Regions from separate parts of the Homo sapiens genome. Here regions 1 and 2 are each linked to region 3. A link is a loop called in an ENCODE intact Hi-C map of the cell type or tissue named here. Cell type or tissue: HepG2. All regions are shown on one strand.

Region 1 (2,500 bases), 200 kb before region 3:
GTATTTTTAGTAGAGACGGGGTTTCACCATGTTAGCCAGGCTGGTCTCGAACTCTCAGGTGATCCACCTGCCTCGGCCTCCCAAAGTGCTGGGATTACAAGCATGAGGCACCACACCCGGCCTCAGTGGTGACTGTTACAGTTAGTGGGAGGAGAAGCAAGACACTGGAGCTAGGTTCCTCTAACAAAGACAAAGACAAATCTCCTGCCTGAGTCTATCCACGCAGATACATTTTAAATTAAAAAAAAAAAAAAAAGTCAAATAGATTTTCCACTTGGCCATTGGCAGGAAATCCAATAGCTCAGCCTCTAATTAATGAGGACTGAGAAGGTGGCTGCTATACTGCCGGCACCCTACCTTTTAGTAGGCAGCTGTGTCACACGTCTAAAAAGGGGATAGCAACTGCTAGACTTGCCACTAGAACCTGGCCCCATCTCACACATGGGGCTGGACCACAAGAACCCCACCTTTTAAAAGTCCAAAACCAGCTGGGTGTGGTGGCTCATGCCTGTAATCCCAGCACTTTGGGAGGCCAAGGCAGGGCAGATCACCTGAGGTCGGGAGTTCGAGACCAGCCTGATCAACATGGAGAAACCCCGTCTCTACTAAAACTATAAAATTAGCCAGGCATGGTGGTGCATGCCTGTAATCCCAGCTACTCAGGAGGCTGAGGCAAGAGAATCACTTAAACGCCAGAGGCAGAGGTTGCGGTGAGCCGAGATTGTGCCGTTGCACTCCAGCCTGGGCAACAAGAGCGAAACTCAGTCTCAAAAGAGAAAAAAAAAGTTCAAAACCTGGCTGGGCATGGTGGCTCAAGCCTGTAATCCCAGCACTTTGGGAATCCGAGGCAGATGGAGCACTTAAGCCCAGGAGGTCAAGACCAGCCTGGCCAAAATGGTGAAACTCCATCTCTACTAAAACTACAAAAAAATTAGCTGAGTGTGAGGGCACACACCTGTAATCCCAGCTACTTGGGAGGCTGAGGTGGGAGAATTGCTTGAATCGGGAGGCAGAGGTTGCAGTGAGCTGAGATCAAGCCACTGGACTCCAGCCTGGGTGACAGACGCAGCAAGACTGTCAACTCTGTCTCAAAAATGATGATGATAATAATAAATAAACAAATAAATAAAGTTCAAAGCCTGAGCTGTTGAACCTTAGCTACCCTTTCATTTTTTAACTGAGGGAACTACAAATGGCCAGAGAAGCTCCTGGCTGCTGCCACTCAGACTGTCACAGTGAGTGGATCAGAGTGAGCCTTCATTTGTTTCCTTTTGTAAAGACCAAGGTCCAGCGAAGACACTGGAGGCGAAAGGCTCCCGGCCGCTCACTCCTCAACCACCTCTCTTTGTCAGCCCTCCCGAGCTGCAGCACACACAGCACAGGCCCTGAGCTCGCCAAAACCAGCGGACAAAACTGCGATTGAGTGGCCGACTGTGTCAGCCACTCACAGACACACAAAGAGGCCAGAATTCAAAGCCGCAGAATCACTCCCAGGTGGAAGTTTCTGCCCCAGCGGCAGGTTAGAACCTAAGCTCATCTTACTACTTTTGCAATTAAATAGCTTAATTTTTTTATTTCATGGGATATTTCTAAAAACACAGGAGACCCCCATCCTCTACTGGATGCTGTGCACTCAAGGCCTAGCACCTGGAGGCTCATATAAGCACTCAATAGACACCTGTGGGACCAAATGACAGCAATTCATGTGCTACACAGTTGATGCGGACCCCAGACCAAGGGCGGGAATCCTCCTTACTGGGTATGACAGAAAGACTGGTATATCAACTCACGAGGATACATTTCCATAATTAAGATAGAGAAAAGCAAACAGGGAGTGACAGAAATATAGAACAAAGTGCATTTTCACATATGCATAATGCTGACCAAATGTGCAATGTTGGGTCAATCCTGGCAGGGAAGAAAAAAAAAAACAGCCTTAAACAGTAGGAGGAAGAATTTATCCAATATTTATGAGAAATTTATTGACAGGAAGGATACTCCCTGAGGGAAGCTAAGTAATTATTGTCCCTGAGGAATTTGACAAATTGAACAGATATTTTTCTGTCATGCTTCAGCTATGATTTTTGTCTGGAAGCAAGGGAATATTTAAGGCAAATGTTCAGTAACCTCTGGCCCCCTGACTCCTTTACTAAAGGAATTTTATGATATTCAAGTTTAAAAACTATTTTAGTTAATAGAAAGGGGGCTGAAAAAAATTTAAAAAACAACAGATTTCATTCATGTAAACTCTTCAAAAAAAAAAAAAAGTACTTTAAAAGGGCCTGGTGTTTACAAATAGCAAAAGTATGTATACGTACAGTCACCCGCAGCAACCCCTGTGAAGGTTTTCTAACCTGCAGGAAGAGATATGAAGTATAATAACGTGTGGCGAGGCCCAGGGCTGGTAGAGACGTAATTTAAGTGAAGTCACTCTGGAATAATGTGGCACCAAGAATGTGTATAGTTAGCAAACATTTTATGCTGTGTACAAACTTTTTTA
Region 2 (2,500 bases), 73 kb before region 3:
GGGAGGCCAAGGAGGGCAGATCACCTGAGGTCAAGAGTTCGAGACTAGCCTGGTCAACATGGTGAAACCCTGTCTCTACTAAAAAAAAAACACACACACACAAAACTTAGCTGGATGTGGTGGTGGGTGCCTGTAATCCCAACTACTTGGGAAGCTAAGCCAGGAGAACTGCTCGAACCCTGGAGGCAGAGTTCGCAGTGAGCTGAGATCATACCACTGCACTCCAGCCTGAGCAACAGAACGAAACTCCGTGTCAAAAATAAATAAATAAATAAATAAAACAAGCAAAGCACTCCCTGTGTGATGGAGAAGTCATCAAGAATTAAATATTATATGATGAATGCAACAATTGATATAGACACAAGTACCTAAGAAGCAACTCAGATGGAAGGCTTTTCTGGGTCTCCGTGGATGACTGGGGGTTAACCAGACAGGGAATAATGCAAGGAAAAAAATGACAGAAAGAAATAGAAAACACTTAGTGAACTTTCTCATTTCGTCAGGCCAGGTTCTAAGCATATTATGCTAATTTTATTTTATTTTGAGACGAGGTCTTGCTCTGTCACCCAGGCTGGAGTACAGTGGCGTGATCATGGCTCACTGTTGCCTCGACCTCCTGGGTTCAAACAATCCTCCCATCTCAGCCTCCTTAGTAGCTGGGACTACAGGCATATGCCACTATGCCCAGCTAATTTTTGTATTTTTTTTACAGAGACAGGGTCTTACTATGTTGCCTAGGCTGGTCTCAAATACTTGGCCTCAAGTGATCATCCCGCCTCAGCCGACCAAAGTGCTGGGATTATGGGCGTGAGCCACTACACCCAGCTGTATTATGTTAATTCATTAATTTCTCAATCCTCAAAACAATATTCTAAGAAGGCGCTGCTGTCATCCTTCTTTTAGAGATGAAAATCTTAAGGCACAGAATGCTCTTTACTAGACAACAACAATATAATTTTTTTGAATTTTAAAATAACACAAAATATTGCACTAAAATTCATCACTATATTTTAAAAGCAATGAGAATCCTTCACTTTCACCAGCATAAGGAAAGATTTGCAAGCTTATTTATTAAGCCATTTCCCAAACTACTGACAAAAGAAGCTTCAAAATTCGAGTTTTACATACTGTTCCCAATGCAAAGAAATCACTTAGTAATGGGAACTCATGAAGAACTATGTCCAAAAGGCACATTCAGAAACCTAACCATGAATTTAAAAGAAAGCTTGTAATCCAACACCATGAAAACACAATGAACACTGTAGTCCAGATTCTGTTACTCAATCTACAAACCTCATAAATGAAAACAAAGCAGACCAATTTCCAGCTCGATGGAATGCCTGGAGAGGAGTGGGCCAGGGCCCAGGCCATGTAACATCCAGGAGAGGAAATACATTATACGCTTCTGGCAGGGAACCTTCTCAGGGCACCAGCCTATGTCTGCTGGCGGTAACCATCCGTGGGCATTTTTTTTTCCTTAATGTTATGAAAAAACATTTCACAAAAAATAAAAGCTTTCAAATGCTAGATGATTTTTATTAAGATCCTTTATTTGTTTACAATTAAGGGCATGCTAACCATTGGGTCAGGATAGAAGAGTGGAAGGATCATGTGGTCAGACAGACCTGGATTCAAATCTCAGCTGTGCAATTTCAAACTACGTGAACTTGGGTAAAGGATCCCACAGGTCTCCAACCTTCTCCTTCTAGGTTGTCATATGGGTGAGCAGCCTGGGTGTCATCCTTTACTGGATGTGATTCTCCCTGCCCTCCATTTTCTCAGTCACCAAGTCCACTGCACTTCCTTTATATTTCTGGAATCTTCTTCCATGTCTGTCCCCACTATTCTACTGCCACCACCTTTGATGATCTACACTGTTACCACTGACTTTCTTTCTTCCAGGCTTGCTTCCCTAAATCTACTCACAACAATCTAAAAAGAAACTGGTTTCTTTTTTTGTTTGTTTGTTTGAGATGGGGTCTCGCTCTGTCGCCCAGGCTGGAGTGCAGTGACGCAATCCTGGTTTACTGCAACCTCCACCTCTCGGATTCAAGCAATTCTCGTGCCCCAACCTCCCGAGTAGCTCGGACTACAGATGTGCACCACCACACCCAGCTAATTTTTGTATTTTTAGTAGAGACAGGGTTTCACCATGTTGGCCAGGCTGGTCTTGAACTCCCAACCTCAAGTGATCCCCAGCGTCGGCCTCCCAGAGTACTGGGATTATAGGCGTAAGCCAAGGTGCCTGAACGGAACTGGTTTCAAATGCAAATCTGACCTATCACTCCTCCACCTAAAACTTAAGGAATTTGCTTTTGTGTCACTTAATGTCACTTACTGTTCTCTACTTAAAGTAAGTTCTCTTACTGACCATCGTGTTGAGAGCGTAACAGTTTTTTGGATGCTTTTTTTTTTTTTTTTTTTGCAACAGTTTCCCTCTTGTTGCCCAGGCTGGAGTGCAATGGCGCAATCTCAGCTCACCACAACCTCTGCCTCCCGG
Region 3 (2,500 bases):
ACTACAGCCTCAACCTCCTGGGCTCAAGAGATCCTCCTGCCCCAGCCTTCTGAACAGCTGGGACTACCGGAGCGTGTTGCCACGCCCAGCTAGTTTTTAGTTTTTTGTAGCAACAGGGTCTCACTATGTTGCCCAGGCTGATCTTAAACTCCTAGGCTTAAGCGATCCTCCCGCCTTGACTTCTCAAAGTGCAGGGATTATAGATGCGAACCATGGTGCCTGGCCTGTCAATATTTCTTCACGTATTTTAAGCTCTATTACTGGACATACACAGTTTTATGCCTTATATGTTCCTGGACAATTGTCCCTTTTACCTCTGGTAATATCATCCTGAAGTCTATTTTATTGTATATTAATATGGCCATTCGAGCTTTCTAAAACATACTGTTTGTGTGACATATTCCATCTTTTTTCTTTCAACTTATCTGTATTTATATTTAAAGGCAGCATAGAGTTGGGTTTTTATTTCTGCAGCCTAACAATTTCTGTCTTTAAATTGGACCGTTTGGTCAATTTATATTTAATGTTAACTACTGATGTGATTGCATTTAAGTCTGCTGCTCGAATTTATTTTTAGTTTCTCTCATCTGTTTTTTAAATTCCTCTGCTCCTTTCTTACCTTCTTCTGGATTAATTAAACATTATTTAGAATTCCATTCTTATTTCCCTATTGCCTTTTAGCTGTGCCTCTTTGTATTTTTTTTAGAAGAGTTAATATGATATTTATTTATTTATTTTTTAGAGATGGAGTTTCGCTCTTGTCGCCCAGGCTGGAGTGCAATAGAGTGATCTCAGCTCACTGCAACCTCCGCATCCCAGGTTCAAGCGATTCTCCTACCTTCAGCCTCCCAAGTAGCTGGGATTACAGGCGTGCACCACCACACCCAGCTAATTTTTGTATTATTAGTAGACACGGGGTTTCACCATGTTGGCTAAGCTGGTCTTGAACTCCTGACTTCAGGTGATCCACCCACCTCGGCCTCTCAAAGTGCTGGGATTACAGGCATGAGCCACCTCACCTGGCCCTAATATGATTTTTAAAAGAACAAAAACAAATACCCTAATACCATCTGCCTCAGGATATCAAATCAATATATTAAATGATGTAATTGGTTATCTAGAAGAGCTGAGAATTCTCCCACCGTCACTCCTACCAAGTCCTTAAAAATAGAGAAAAGCAATTCTTCTAGCCCTTCTATGATTCTATACAGGAAAAGAATTGAGAGGTTTTTCTTTAATCTTTATAAAAATTGAAATCCCTGAAACTTCACAACTTCCATCCTAAAGACTCAGATTTCTGCACTTCTGTTATGTTTCCTCATGGCTCTTCCATGAATTTCCTCTGTACTCATGCAGGATTGCAATGCAGTCTCTGAAAATACTCTCCAAAATCAAGTGTCAGGCCCGGAGAGAACTAAACAACTCTACGGCTTGCAAGGAGCGCCCTCTTGAGGTAGCCTTTATACAAATGTTGAAATCTGTATGCTTTGGCTGAATTCACACTTCCAGCATGGCAGGGTAATAAAATCAATCAATCCAGAAGATACACCAGCTAAATTACGGATGTAAATATCTTCTTATTAGAAGTGAGTTCTAACTCCTGAAAGTCAAGATACTCTCTAGCAGAAAAAAAGCAAAAGCAAAAACAAAAAACAAAACAGTGCTTCACTAAATGTATTCCTTAAATATAAAGTAATACAAAGCTAGAAATACACTAACAATCAGAAATATAATATGATTCCAGCATTCTGGTGCTCCTGTTCATTTTTGATATTGTTCCTTATCTTGAACACGAAAAGGTAAGCTTTCTCCAGGGAGACAGCTGGTGGGTGTGGATGTGTCACACAGTGGTCAAGAGAAAGACTCCTGATCAGAGGCACCAGAGCTTCGAGACTGATTCTGACACTTCCCAGTTTGCGTGAACCTGGGGAAGGTTTTTGTTTGTTTGTTTTGAGAGTGCAGTGGCACAATCATAGCTCATTGCAGCCTTGACCTCCTGGGCTCAAGTGATCCTCCCACCTCAGCCTCCCAAGTAGCTGGGACCACAGGCACACACAACCACACTAGGCTAATTTTTCAGTATTTTTGTGTGGAGATGGAGGTTTCCGCCATATTGCCCAGGCTGGTCTCGAACTCCTGGGCTCAAGTGATTCACCTGCCTAGGCCTCCCAAAGTGCTGGGATTACAGGTATAAGCCACCACGCCTGGCCTTGGGGGAAGTTTTTTAATCCCCTTAAGCCATGTGCAAAATTAGGGTGATAAGAGAATCTACTTCAGAGGGTTGTGAAGAGAATTAATAAAATGCACACAGAGCCTGGAGCACAGGACCCAGTGCAGAGGGAGCCTTTGTGCGTGCTGGTGCTACTGATACTATCTATGCTTGTAAGACTCTAATGGGGCCAGGCGCGGTGGCTCACACCTGTAATCCCGGCTCTTTGGGAGGCCGAGCCGGCAGATCACGAGATCAAGAGTTCGAGATCAGCCTGGTCAACACAGTAAA

Evidence for each region. Hi-C counts contacts between places; a loop is a spot of excess contacts. Peaks named below come from ENCODE experiments on the same cell type or tissue, not always from the same donor. Only the 100,000 strongest peaks of a DNase experiment are listed, where the experiment ranks them.
Region 1: it touches region 3 in a loop (8-fold over the local background); 2 of 110 quality-filtered maps call a loop at or near these places.
Region 2: it touches region 3 in a loop (6-fold over the local background); 9 of 110 quality-filtered maps call a loop at or near these places.

What each region holds. Positions count from the first base shown.
Region 1 is chr6:155,122,617-155,125,116 of GRCh38, reverse strand. The region is part of intron 2 of TIAM2 (TIAM Rac1 associated GEF 2); the gene reads right to left. Among named protein-coding and RNA genes, the nearest start is that of TIAM2, 130 kb to the right of the region's middle. In HepG2, no CTCF peak of the experiment used is centred here; a DNase peak (open chromatin) is centred at 1,306; H3K4me3 peaks cover 925 bases.
Region 2 is chr6:155,000,454-155,002,953 of GRCh38, reverse strand. All of the region lies in intron 1 of TIAM2 (TIAM Rac1 associated GEF 2), which reads right to left. Among named protein-coding and RNA genes, the nearest start is that of TIAM2, 6.4 kb to the right of the region's middle. In HepG2, no CTCF peak of the experiment used is centred here; a DNase peak (open chromatin) is centred at 1,268.
Region 3 is chr6:154,927,475-154,929,974 of GRCh38, reverse strand. No RefSeq gene overlaps it. Among named protein-coding and RNA genes, the nearest start is that of TIAM2, 67 kb to the left of the region's middle. In HepG2, a CTCF peak has its summit at 1,438 (motif pointing left); a DNase peak (open chromatin) is centred at 1,424.